Linked DNA regions of Homo sapiens: region 1 is linked to region 2. The links are chromatin contacts, found by POLR2A ChIA-PET in ENCODE. All regions are on one chromosome and are shown on one strand. Each heading gives the region's core, a stretch centred on a gene start or an enhancer-like site at or near the end of the contact. The rest is flanking DNA. Distances are from core to core; before and after follow the strand shown. Region 1 overlaps MYOZ1 (myozenin 1). Region 2 overlaps P4HA1 (prolyl 4-hydroxylase subunit alpha 1).

Region 1 (5,791 bases), core at 2,999-5,498, 590 kb after region 2:
GTGACAGAGCGAGACTCCATTTAAAAAAAAAAAAAAAAGGAAAAGGTACAAAGTTTTGTATACACGTTTAAAGGAGGTAGGCCAGGCACGGTGGCTCCGCCTGTAATCCTAGCACTTTGAGAGGCCGAGGCAGGCAGATTGCTTGAGCTCAGGAGTTCAGGACCAGCCTGGGCAACATGGCAAAACCCCATCTCTACAAAAAAATACAGAAAATTAGCCAGGCGTGGTGGCGAGCTCCTGTAGTGCCACCTACTTGGGGGTCTGAAGTGGGAGGATCACTTGCACCTGAGAGGTGGAGACCGCAGTGAGCTAAGATTGCACCACTTCACTGCACTCCAGTCTGGGCGACAGAGTGAGACCCTATCTCAAAAAAAAAAAAAAATGCTTAGAGGGGGTATGAATTCTCTGGAATTTGCTCATTAGATTATAAGTGAAGATGACCAGGGTAAATGCCATTTGACCCAAGGTGCACTAAAATATGATCCATCTAATGCAGATTCTGGCAAACTTAATCTAACCATTAGCAGCTCATGGAGTTGACTGAATTCAGCCAGCTCTCCTTAGAAGTTATTTTCTCAGATCTTATTGCCATCTTTTCATTCTTTCTGATCTGCATTAGTCTTACTTTGTGGAACATGGCAGTAGGCCTGGGACTCTTAGAGAGTCCCCATCCTTGTAATGAGCAAAAAGAATATTGTTGCGCATTCCTATCGGGCTCTTAAGATTTCTTCCCAACCATACTGCTTTCTAGGTACCACTGTAGTGCCCTTGTAACCCTTAGATCTTTTCTTGCTGTGTTCAACACAGAGCCTGGCATACTATAACTGTAGCTGGTTTCTCCCATTTCCTTCTGGATTCCACATGGCCCCCTATTCTATTTCATCCTTTTGGGAATGTGTAATCTTTGACACTTATATTCCTAAACCCACTTTGGTATAATCTGGAAACTTTATGGCATGCTCTAGTCTGTGACAATCAGGATAACCCTGATTATACCAGCTTCTAATCAACTACATAAAGCGGGTGAACACCAGGGTCACCAACACCCATTTCCCAACTGCGGTGCACAGCAGCTTTTTAGCTTTGCCAACATTTGGGCCGGCACATGTGTTTGTGCGTGATTATTTGTCTCATGTACTATTGAATAAACGTCTTTGTAAGTAACTATGAATGTGGTTTTGTGCGTATGGGTGTAGGTGTGTAAGCAACTGGAGCTCAGATCTGTCTTAAAGTTTGCATAATTAATGTTTAGTATTTGGCTTTAATTAGTCTCTGTGCATTGTTAGCCTCGGCTTTCATCTGCTCTCAAATATCAAAGGAAGAATGAGTTCATTTTCCTTGAAGTTTATTGACTGTTACTGGTGGCAGAGCAAATTCCATAAACGAGCAGGTTCCATATGGAGCAAGTAGAAGGGGAGCTCTGAGTTGGTGAGGAAGGATGCGTGGAGTGGGGACTTGGAGTAAAGGATGGAAAGGTAGATCTCTCCTTTTTCCCTCCATTCCCATAAGGATACTGGATTAACAATGGGGGCTATCTGCTCAGCATTCCCTCTCCAAATTGGAGCCAGAGAGGGGAAATGATGCAAATCAGAGGAGGAAACACCTCACAGCTCCTCTGTTTCTCCATCCAAGGGGATGCCAATATCCACGTTGTAGTCTACAGGCTCCCCAGAGCTCAGCCAGGGAATAGGGGTTCGATTGAAAGAAGGCCTGTTGGAGAGGTTTTGGTTGTAGAGGACCAGGGGTTCACTCAGCAAGGGCCCCAGGTCAAACTTGGGCATCTGGAAGGTCATGCGTTTGGAGGCCTTCTCATATCCACCATAGGGCATTGCCGTCCTGAGAAGGGGACACATTATTTAATTAAGAATCAGAATAAAAGAAACAGAGCCTTATCATGAGATGCTACCCTCTTTGAGAATAGGGAAGTCTGTGAATTCTAGTTTGGGATTGCATCTGTACTCCTTCTTCTTCCTTAGCATCCCATTTTGCCTTCCTGGTTAGCTTGTTTCCCCAAAGCTAATAATGAGAAAAGGAGTCTAGTGTGTACTAGAGACTCTTGGATAGCTGTGACCCAGACCAGCATTTCAGAGAAAGTGACCCCAAATACTATAGACCCAAGGGCCTGAGGTCACCTTACATGACAATGTAGAAAGGCCAGGTGCGGTGCGGTGGCTCACGCCTGTAATCCCAGCATTTTGGGAGGCCAAGGTGGGTGGATCACTTGAGACCAGGAGTTTGAGACTAGCCTGGTCAACGTGGTGAAACGCCATCTCTACTAAAAATACAAACACCCCCCCCCCAAAAAAAAATTAGCTGGGCATGGTGGCGCACCCCTGTCATCCCAGCTACTCAGGTGGCTGAGGTATAGGAATTGCTTGAACCCAGGAGGTGGAGGTTGCAGTGAGCCGAGACTGCACCACTGCACTTCAGCCTGGGCAACAGAGCAAGACTCTGTCTCAAAAAAAAAAAAAAAAATTGCAATATAGAGACCCCCTCTCTCCAACCCTAGTGGACAGTGGATAGCCTGGCTAAGAGTAATTATTGTTGCCTGGAAAATCCAGGCTCCTTAGGACCAAATACAAGAGTACCTTTCTAGCTCTTCCCTATCCTTTCACACAGACCTCCTCTCCATGGGCTAGAGAAGCCTAATTCCAAAAGAACAGAGACTTAGAGCCATCTAAAGCAGGGTGGCCAGGCATGGTGGCTCACGCCTGTAATCCCAGCACTTTGGGAGCCCGAGGCGGGCAGATCACCTGAGGTCAGGAGTTTGAGACCAGCCTGGTCAACATGGTGAAACCCCATCTCTACTAAAAATACAAAAATTAGCTGGGCGTGGTGGCGGGTGCCTATAATGCCAGCTACTAGGGAGGCTGAGGCAGGAAAATCACTTGAACCCAGGAGGCGGAGGTTGCAGTGAGCTGAGATCATGCCACTGCACTCCAGCCTGGGCAACAAGAGCAAAACTGAGTCAAAGAAAAAGAAGGAAAGAAAGAAAAGAAAAAAGTATAAGGAAATAGAATCATATTACAGGGAGAATAATGGCATCCTAACCTTGAATGGAAGAGAGCCTCAAGAGGCCTTCAGACATGTAAAATGTTATTCGCATTTAACATTCAAAGCAGGCCGGGCACGGTGGCTCACCCCTGTAATCCCAGGTCTCAGGTAGGCAGAGGCGGGAGGATAGCTTGAGCCCAGGAGTTCGAGACCTGCCTGGGCGATATAGCGAGACCCCATTCTCCACAAAAAGGAAGCAAAAAAAAGACAAAAAATAAATAAGTGTAACGTTCAAAGCAACCCAGGCTCAGAGGTAGAGTGATTTTCCCATGCCTACACAGCTAATAAATGACCATTGAGCTAGAATTCAAATCCTGCCTCCCAGCAAATTTTTTCCTTCATCACACTGCTATGATGAAGCTGAGATAGAGTGAAAAGAGCAGGGCCTTTGATTAGGACCCCCATATCCCTGCCATCTCTCCTTAGCCTCCTTCTGAAACATTTGAATTAGTCTCCATCCTAACTAAAGACACAGTGCCTCACACTAGAATGCATCTGGTTCCTTCCTCACCACCCCTACCTGTTGAAGGACTTATATTTGGGAAGTTCAGCTTTGGCCCCATAGGCCAGCAGGTCAATGCCAAGTTCCATTTTTTGCTGGGGGTCAACCCCCATGGCTCGCTCCCATGGGGAAATATAGGTCTTGAACACAGTGATATGTTTTCCTTCTCCGCCTGCCTGGTCTCCTGGTAGCCATGGGAGAGAAAATTCAGTCAAATAATAGCATTTAGTAGCCAATGAAAGGTAATCCCACGCCCCTACACTAGGGAAATTGCAAGAGCCAGGGACTAAAGATATAATATCCTGGTAATTGTATAAGGTTTGTGGCATAATGATAGTCTGTGGGCAGATCTGTGACTGAATCCGAAAAGCCAGGAAAGTAACTGAAAAACAAGGCTTCTGGGTAGAATAGACACATCTCTATATACTCCTGGACCCAGGTAATTCACCAAGATATTTATGATATTTAAACTGATATTATTATATTTAATATTAAGATATTTAAACTGACCTCCTCTGCTCCCCACACTCAGCGTAGACATCATTCCTGGGACAACTCTGCTCTAGGGACCAAACACATTACTCTTGGGTGAGTGTACTTGCCTGATCCTGTCTCACCAACCCCTGCTGTGCCAGCAGCTCCTCCTCTGCCAGCCTGGCCCGCGGGACCACCTGTACCCCCAGCTCCAGACCCAGAGCCCAGATGGTGCTGCTGATCAGAGCCATACTGTCCGGCAGAGCCACTGCCCCCTGCCTGGCTGCCGCCTCTGCCGTTGCTCTTGCTGTATGAGAATCCCTGACCAGCTGTGCCCAGCTGTCCCCCCACTGTTGGAAGGAACTTCTGGAAGTGATCCTGAAAAGAAGACAAAGTGAGGGGAAGGTTAGCAATGGGTATGGAAAATATACAAAAACAGAGGTATGTTTAGCAAAGGCAGAAATAGTGGCTAACCAGAAGACCCTGAATTTTCTGATATTTCCCCCTCCAGTTGATGGGTAGTACATGGGCTGACTAAGAGAATTAAACTCTTCTTTTTGTTTGTTTGATTTTTTGTGGTTTTTTTTAGACAGAGTTTCGCCCTTGTTGCCCAGGCTGGAGTGTGATGGCACGATCTCGGCTCACCGCAACCTCAGCCTTCCAGGTTCAAGCAATTCCCAGCCTCAGCCTCCCGAGTAGCTGGGATTACAGGCATGCACCATCACACCCGGCTAATTTGATATATTTTTAGTAGAGGTGGGGTTTCTGCACGTTGGTCCGGCTGGTCTCAAACTCCGACCTCAGATGATCCACCCACCTCGGCCTCCCAAAGTGCCGGGATTACAGGCGTTAGCCACCGCACCCAGCCCGAATTAAACTCTTCTTAAGAGGTAGGACTCCCTTGGCTCGTTTCCTCCAGTTATACCTAGGGTAAGGGCAGCGTGTTCTCCACACTCCCCTTTCTCATCCTTAACAAGTCAAAAAAGACCAACACGCCTGCCCAGCTTTAAAAAAAAAAAATGAAAAAAAATTCTTTTGCTTTTTGAGACAGAATCTGGCTCTGTCACCCAGGTTGGAGTGCAGTGACACAATCTCGGCTCACTGCAACCTCCACCTCCCTGGCTCAGGCAATCCTCCCACCTCAGCCTCTCAAGTAGCTGGGACTACTGGCATGCTACCACACCCAGCTAAATTTTGTATTTTTTTTTTTCCTAGAGACAGGGTTTGCCATGTGCCCAGGCTGGTCTCAAACTCCTGGGCTCAAGTGATCCATCTGCCTCAGCCTCCCAAAGTGCTGAGATAACAGGCATGAGCTGTGTCCAGCCCCAACTAAAATTTGGGAGGATGGGGTTGCCATGGAGCACCCAGTCTTAATTACAAGGACTAGAGAAATTCTGCCCCCTCCCTTCCTCAGCTTGTCCAACAGTCAGAACTCTCTTCTCTCTCCTTCTTTCTCTTCCTCTCTCCTCTTGGTGCCTGTTGGACCTCACTGGTGACAGTGACACTGTAGCAGGTGGGGGGAAGTGTGGCCAAAAGGGCAACATTAGATGCAAACCCAAAGCCTAAAAATAACCCCACCAACTTCTTCAGGAGGCTCTCCTGGCCATCCCACCATGTACACCCCAATGCTCCACCCAGTGTAACCAGACCCAGGCAGAGAAGAGTGCTTTTGGCCTCCTAAAGTTAGATATGAGCAGCTCAGCACTTTTACTCTGCTCCTATATGAGGACCAATGACAGACACTTCTGCCCCCGGCCCCAT
Region 2 (5,978 bases), core at 2,397-4,896:
TTTAATTTTTATTTTTTTTAAAGAAGGGGTTTTTTGTAGATATGAATTAGGTTCTGTAATAGAATGGAAAATTAGCTTAATGTAAAAATCGGGTTAATTGCAATGTTCAGAAGCACTGTAAATCATATCTCAAAACATGTCTATGCAAATTAGTTTCTGCAAATCCTTACTATCTATTAGTGTTCCTTAAGGATAATTGCTCCTGTGATTAAAATGAAAATCATATTATGGCAAATTTAAATTTTCTTCATGTCTTCTAATGGGGTTCAGGACACTCAACCCCAAAATATGGCACTGTAGCATTTGAGCAGAAGCAGGTCTCTCTGACCTTCTCCCACTCTTTTCCCCTTAAGCAGGCTATAAAAGAATTGTCTAGGCCAGGCACGGGCTCATGCTTGTAATCCCAGCACTTTGGGAGGCCGAGGCAGGCGGGTCACGAGGTCAGGAGATCGAGACCATCCTGGCTAACACGGTGAAACCCATCTCTACTAAAAATACAAAAAATTAGCCGGGCAGCAGCGGGCGCCTGTAGTCCCAGGTACTCAGGAGGCTGAGGCAGAAGAATGGCATGAACCCAGGAGGCGGAGCTTGCAGTGAGCCAAGATTGCGCCACTGCACTCCAGCCTGGGGGCGACAGAGCAAGACTCCATCCCCCCCCCAAAAAAAAAAAAAAAGAATTCTCTGACCTTCCTCTAAAGTAGTATAAGACTTTCAATCCAGAAGTATCCTCTCTCTACCTGGAAGAAATGAACATCCTTATCCTGAGACACAGAGATACCAAGAGGTATGTGAACAAACAGGCTTTGCTAAGTTTCCCCCAGTTTATTACCATTAGATCATATCCCCTTTGTTCATCATACTTCTGTATGACTATCCACTCATCAAACCTAGCATAAAAATACACAGGTTTCCCTGTTTCTTTGGGTTCTCATTTTTTTCTATTTCTTTTCTCTTTTTTTTTTTGAGACAGGATCTTACTCTGTCACCCTGGCTGGAGTGCAGTGGCATGCTCATGGCTCACTGTGGCTCTCTGTAGCCTCAACCTCCTCAGGCTCAGGTGATCCTCCCACCTCAGCCTCCCAAGTAACTGGGTCTACAGGTACATGCCACCACACCTGGCTAATTTTTTTTGTATTTTTTGTAGAGTTGGGGTTTTAACATGTTGCTCAGGCTGCGGTCTTCATTTCTAAAGGCTTCTTGTCAAGTAAATTTTGTATTAAATAAATTTGTATGATTTTCTCTTGTTAATCTGTCTTTTGTTATAGGGGTCTCAGCTATGAAGCTAGTGATAGGCAAGAAAAAAAATTTTTCTCTCTTACTGGGGCAAAAGGGCAGGTGGTGTTATACAGCAGAGACAAGAAACCAAGACGTGTATAGTAACGTTTAAGGTTAATATATAAAAGGCATATGGTCCTGCCCAAAAAAGAAAAAGGAAATGCTGAATCAACACATTCGGTCCAGCCTAATCTTTTTCTTTTTGAAGACAGCAGTAATCTTCAAAATTTCTCTGAGTACCTCCTAAAATGCCTGTTAAAATCTATGTTTGCCTTTGCATAAATTTTTTAGTTGACAACTAAATTTTTTCATAATTTAGTTTCGAATGATTGAATTGTCATATTGAAAACGTTGGTAATTTCTAAAAAATGATTACTTTAAATGTATCCACTGGAATCTAAATACCATAATGATTTGATATCCACCATCATCCACTTAAAATATGTGAACAAAATATTTTTTAATACTTGGACATTTTACATCTTTTTTTTTTTTCTTGATGTTATAGTTTCATTCCATTCTTATCCTAGAACAGTTAATTCTCAACAGGGGTGGAGTCACTAGAGGTAGTGGTGGGGATTTTACCTATCAGGGGACATTTGACAATGTCTGGAGACATTTTTGATTGTCACAACTTAAGGAAGGGTGCTACTGGCATCCAGTGAACCACAGATGCTATTAAACATCCTACAAAGCTGAAGATAGCCCCCAAGAACAAGAATTATCTGACTCAAAATGTCAATAGTGCTATTGATAAGGTTAAGAAACCTTGTCCTACAGTGACACATTTTTATGCCTGAAAATCTTTTATTTATCACATTATACTTATCTATATTAAAAATATTTATACAATTAACAAAAATATGAATTTCCTAAAACAAAAAGCCTGTGTTAAAGACCTATAAAAAGGCTGTGTTAAAGATAGTATCTTCTGGATTGTTACTATAATTATTATTCACATTTGTTAATCTAAATAACATGACTAAACAATCATTATCAAGTATAAACAAGTGAAAATGTATTAAGATGTTCCTAATGAGATGGATGGGGCTTATGTTTGTTATATTTCATTAGTTATTGTGTCTGTGGATAAATATTCTACTTGTTAGAATAAAAATTCAGCACAAAGATATTTCTATTTTCATGAGAGCCGAGAAACCTTCACAAGTAGATGGAAAAGGAGTTCTATTGTAATACTGTCACCCAATTCTGTGAGCTCTAAGTTACACAGTGAGCTCTTTTTAAAAAACATTTTAGTGATCAATCAACTAATAACCTAATAAGATTATCTTTAAACACTGTTAAAAGCAAGGAACTTGCAAAGGCTTTGTTATAAAGGCACTTACTTACGCAATACCTGCAGCTACTAGGTGACCCTGAGATTTTTAAACCCCTGCTTTACTGCAGAGTCCAAAAGAGGCCTTGTTTAATGAAGGGAATTTGGGAACTTCTCTTAGTTCAATATGAGAACACATTTCACTTATCAAAGTTTGGGGAGCCTCAACAGACATTATGTAAGTTAATGTTACTTTGGAAAACCCCTATTAACTGCCCCATAACCATGTTTATTAGTCCGTCATGAAAACTCCAGCACAGATATTATCAAACATCTATGCCTAACCACCTAGGTCTTAGAAACTATATCATGAGTTTTCAGAAAATTAGATTCCCAAGAAAGAAATGGTCCAAATATGACTAAAGTTCTCTCCATTACTCCCTTACCTCTTAGATACTCTGTACTGTGCTGTGGTCAATTTTCCAGTCTCAGGGTCATGTACTGTAGCTCGGCTCAGCTACAAAAAAAGAGAAAGGACAAGGACTTACTCCAGTAGCAGGCAATTTTGGGCTTTTTGTTTGTTTTGTTTTGCCAAGCCACAGGTGATTGGAAGGGTTCAGATTGGTCTGGATGGTGGGTAATGGTCTCGAATCCACAAAAACATTTAGAAAAGTGGCAGTAAGAACAGCCACTTCCAAATCAAGAGAAAATGAGTTGACAGATTTTTGTTGTAGATTTATTGTCCTTTCACTTTTTTTAAACAAAAAATCATTTGAAGCTGTATGTAAATGATTTATAGCACTGGGTTTCACAGAAACTTTCTCAGATCTAGAAGTTATTTAAATATTTTGAAAAAAAATAGTAGACTCCTTAAATTCATTTTTCAAACCTCTCACTGAGATAAAACTGTTTTTAAATCTCTCTGGCAAAGTAAAAGGCAACTAAGTTTACAACTAATTTTTGGAAGACAGAGCTCAGAAGCGTAACTCTGTTCTTCCTACTGCCAACTTTTGAGTCAGCGAATTTTTTTAAATAAAAAACTCAAACAGGAGGAATACAGATTACTACATAATGACAATGTTATTTTACAAGATGTATGAACAAATGCCAACGTAATCACCATGAAGGAGGATATGAATCACCGCAGCATTTATGAATATGAGAAAACTGCATAGGTGAAGACTACTACTCCCAGATTCAGGAGGCTGCTGCTTTATTTCCCCCTTTGGCAACAAAAGGGAAAAAGAAAACAAGTATCAGGCCACTTCCTGGATATTTGACACCTGATCTGAAGAAAGATAAAAAGCATATTAATTCCCTAAAAATAACATACCAATTAAAGGTTAAAAACAGAACTTCTAGTGAAGGAGAAAGACCTGTGAAACACAAAGCAGTTTATCCATGCGTTATCCTGTTTATATACAGGGTGGTGACTTGAGCTGGTGACTGAAAATGACCCACTTTCCTTAAATGAATAATTCCTGTAAGATGTATAAAACACTCATTAGAGGGCAAAATATGCAGCATACACATCTCTTACCTTTTGCTAATTCTGTAATGTACCGTCTCCAAGTCTCCTGTTATTGGGTTTGAAATGGTGGCTCGCCTCAGCTGTGAAGCCAACCATCAAAATAGTTGCATTACAAAACAAAAAACTGAATCACATTTACCCAACCAGTCAGAATTCCAGGGTTTTTACAAAGGAGGCTAAAAAGAGAAAATAACTCCATACACTTCCAGTCACCTTGTGCTGAGCCTTGAAAGCCAGTTAGTTTTTTAGGTTTTTGGGGTTTTTTTTTTTTCTTCAATTTTTTGTTTTGCATAGATGGAGGACATACAAACAAAAGAGATTGGAAATTAAATTTCTTTCAATGGTGAAAGGACATGACAGTAAGAAAAAGAGACATATCTAAAATTTGAAGTCTAATTTACAGTTAAAATAGCCATCTGGGGGTGGGGAGAGAAGGGGAAAAAAAGAAGAATGCCTATTTGCAATTAATGATCCATTCCAAAACCTTTGACTTTAATTTTTTTTAGTGATGGAACTGTTTGCACAGGTTAATGTTTAAAATTCATTTTAAGGTCAATCTTTTGTCCCTTCAAGATAGCCACTCTCATTAACATATACAGTGAAATAATCTTGGACTGAGAACAAAGGCAGAGGAAAAGAGCTCATAAATGTTAAAAACAGCAAGAAAGAGGTGACCGCCTAGATAATAATTTCAATTTTTTTTAATGGAACGATGATTCTGAGGTTGTGAGAGCATGAAATTTTATTGCCATTAAATTTATTGATCAAAAACAATCCAAATTGAGGAATCTCCAGAATATAACTTGATCTCCAAGTTGAAATGAATTAATTACCTTGGATGGCACCAATAATATATATTAATGTTAGACCAGTCTTTTGCATTTATAATGTAATCTTTGGCCAAAAAAAAAAAAAACCACCAATTTGGAGAAGCAGAAAAACTCTAAAAGAAATTCTAACTTCATTTTGTAGTATAGATATCCAGATAATTCAAACCTTTGATATAATAAGGGTCAACAAACTATGGCCACAGACCAAATTCAGCCTGCTACCTGCCACTGGAAATAAAATTTTACTGTAATATAGCCACACTCTTTCATTTACATATTTTCTTTGGCTGCTTTTGCACTATAATGGCAGAACTAAATAGTCATGACAGAGATCATATGGCCTCCAAAGCCTAAAAAATATCTAATATTGACCTTTATGGAAAAAATCTGCCAACTCCTGTGTAAGACAGCAAAGCATGCCTAGAATTTATTCAACAATCTCTTTATGAAAGTGATGGCAGCTTGTATTTTACTATCAAGAAGACCAAATATGTTTTAAGAACAAGCTGATGGGGGAAAAGGCAAGAGCATAAAGGGTAGTCTTTTCCACATTCTCACTAAAGAGTTTTTATGCTCAACACTAAGCTTATAGATTGGGTTTACGTTAGATTCTTTTTCTTTTTAAGATAAATTCTGTGGGTTAAAGTCAGAAAACTATCACCATTTCAAATTAACATAATACTTGTGCCCAATTATATCTTTTTATAATAGTAACAATGTGCCTAAAAGGGAATAAAAATACTTCCACGGTATTCTTTCAGTAAAAATACAGAAGTGAAAAAGCTGGGCTTTGAGTAGCCTCTGAGATTAAAAGACTCCAAAATACAGAGAAAAGTTTATCAGGAAGACAGTGAAACACAAATTTGTTAATGGTGAATAAAAATCTCACAATAATTTTCATAATTCAGTGCTTAAAACCCAGTTAAGGGTACATTACTTGTGTTGATAACAAATGGAAAAACTGGCATAAACACAGCATCATTAGTAACTCCATTATGCTGAGGCAAAATATCTTTAAAAAATCTGTGGCATTATTCGTATATCAATTATCCTATTTTTTTACAAA

What was found. ChIA-PET counts read pairs that join two places held with the same protein, here RNA polymerase II (POLR2A).
Region 1: POLR2A ChIA-PET joins it to region 2 with 11 read pairs in HEK293. The contact joins two enhancer-like sites. POLR2A ChIA-PET finds 5 or more read pairs at or near these places in 3 of 52 experiments (BJ, H1 and HEK293).

Annotation. Positions count from the first base shown.
Region 1 is chr10:73,630,326-73,636,116 of GRCh38, forward strand. MYOZ1 (myozenin 1) reads right to left here. Exons shown (of 6, transcript NM_021245.4): 4 at 4,159-4,408; 5 at 3,575-3,740; 6 at 1,287-1,836. The coding sequence ends at 1,605. Among named protein-coding and RNA genes, the nearest start is that of MYOZ1, 8.3 kb to the right of the region's middle. Within about 2 kb of position 4,249, at least 2 of the 41 ENCODE cell types and tissues checked have a DNase peak (open chromatin) inside an H3K27ac peak, as active enhancers do.
Region 2 is chr10:73,040,890-73,046,867 of GRCh38, forward strand. It overlaps P4HA1 (prolyl 4-hydroxylase subunit alpha 1), which reads right to left. Exons shown (of 15, transcript NM_001017962.3): 9 at 4,092-4,162. Among named protein-coding and RNA genes, the nearest start is that of P4HA1, 53 kb to the right of the region's middle. Within about 2 kb of position 3,647, at least 4 of the 41 ENCODE cell types and tissues checked have a DNase peak (open chromatin) inside an H3K27ac peak, as active enhancers do.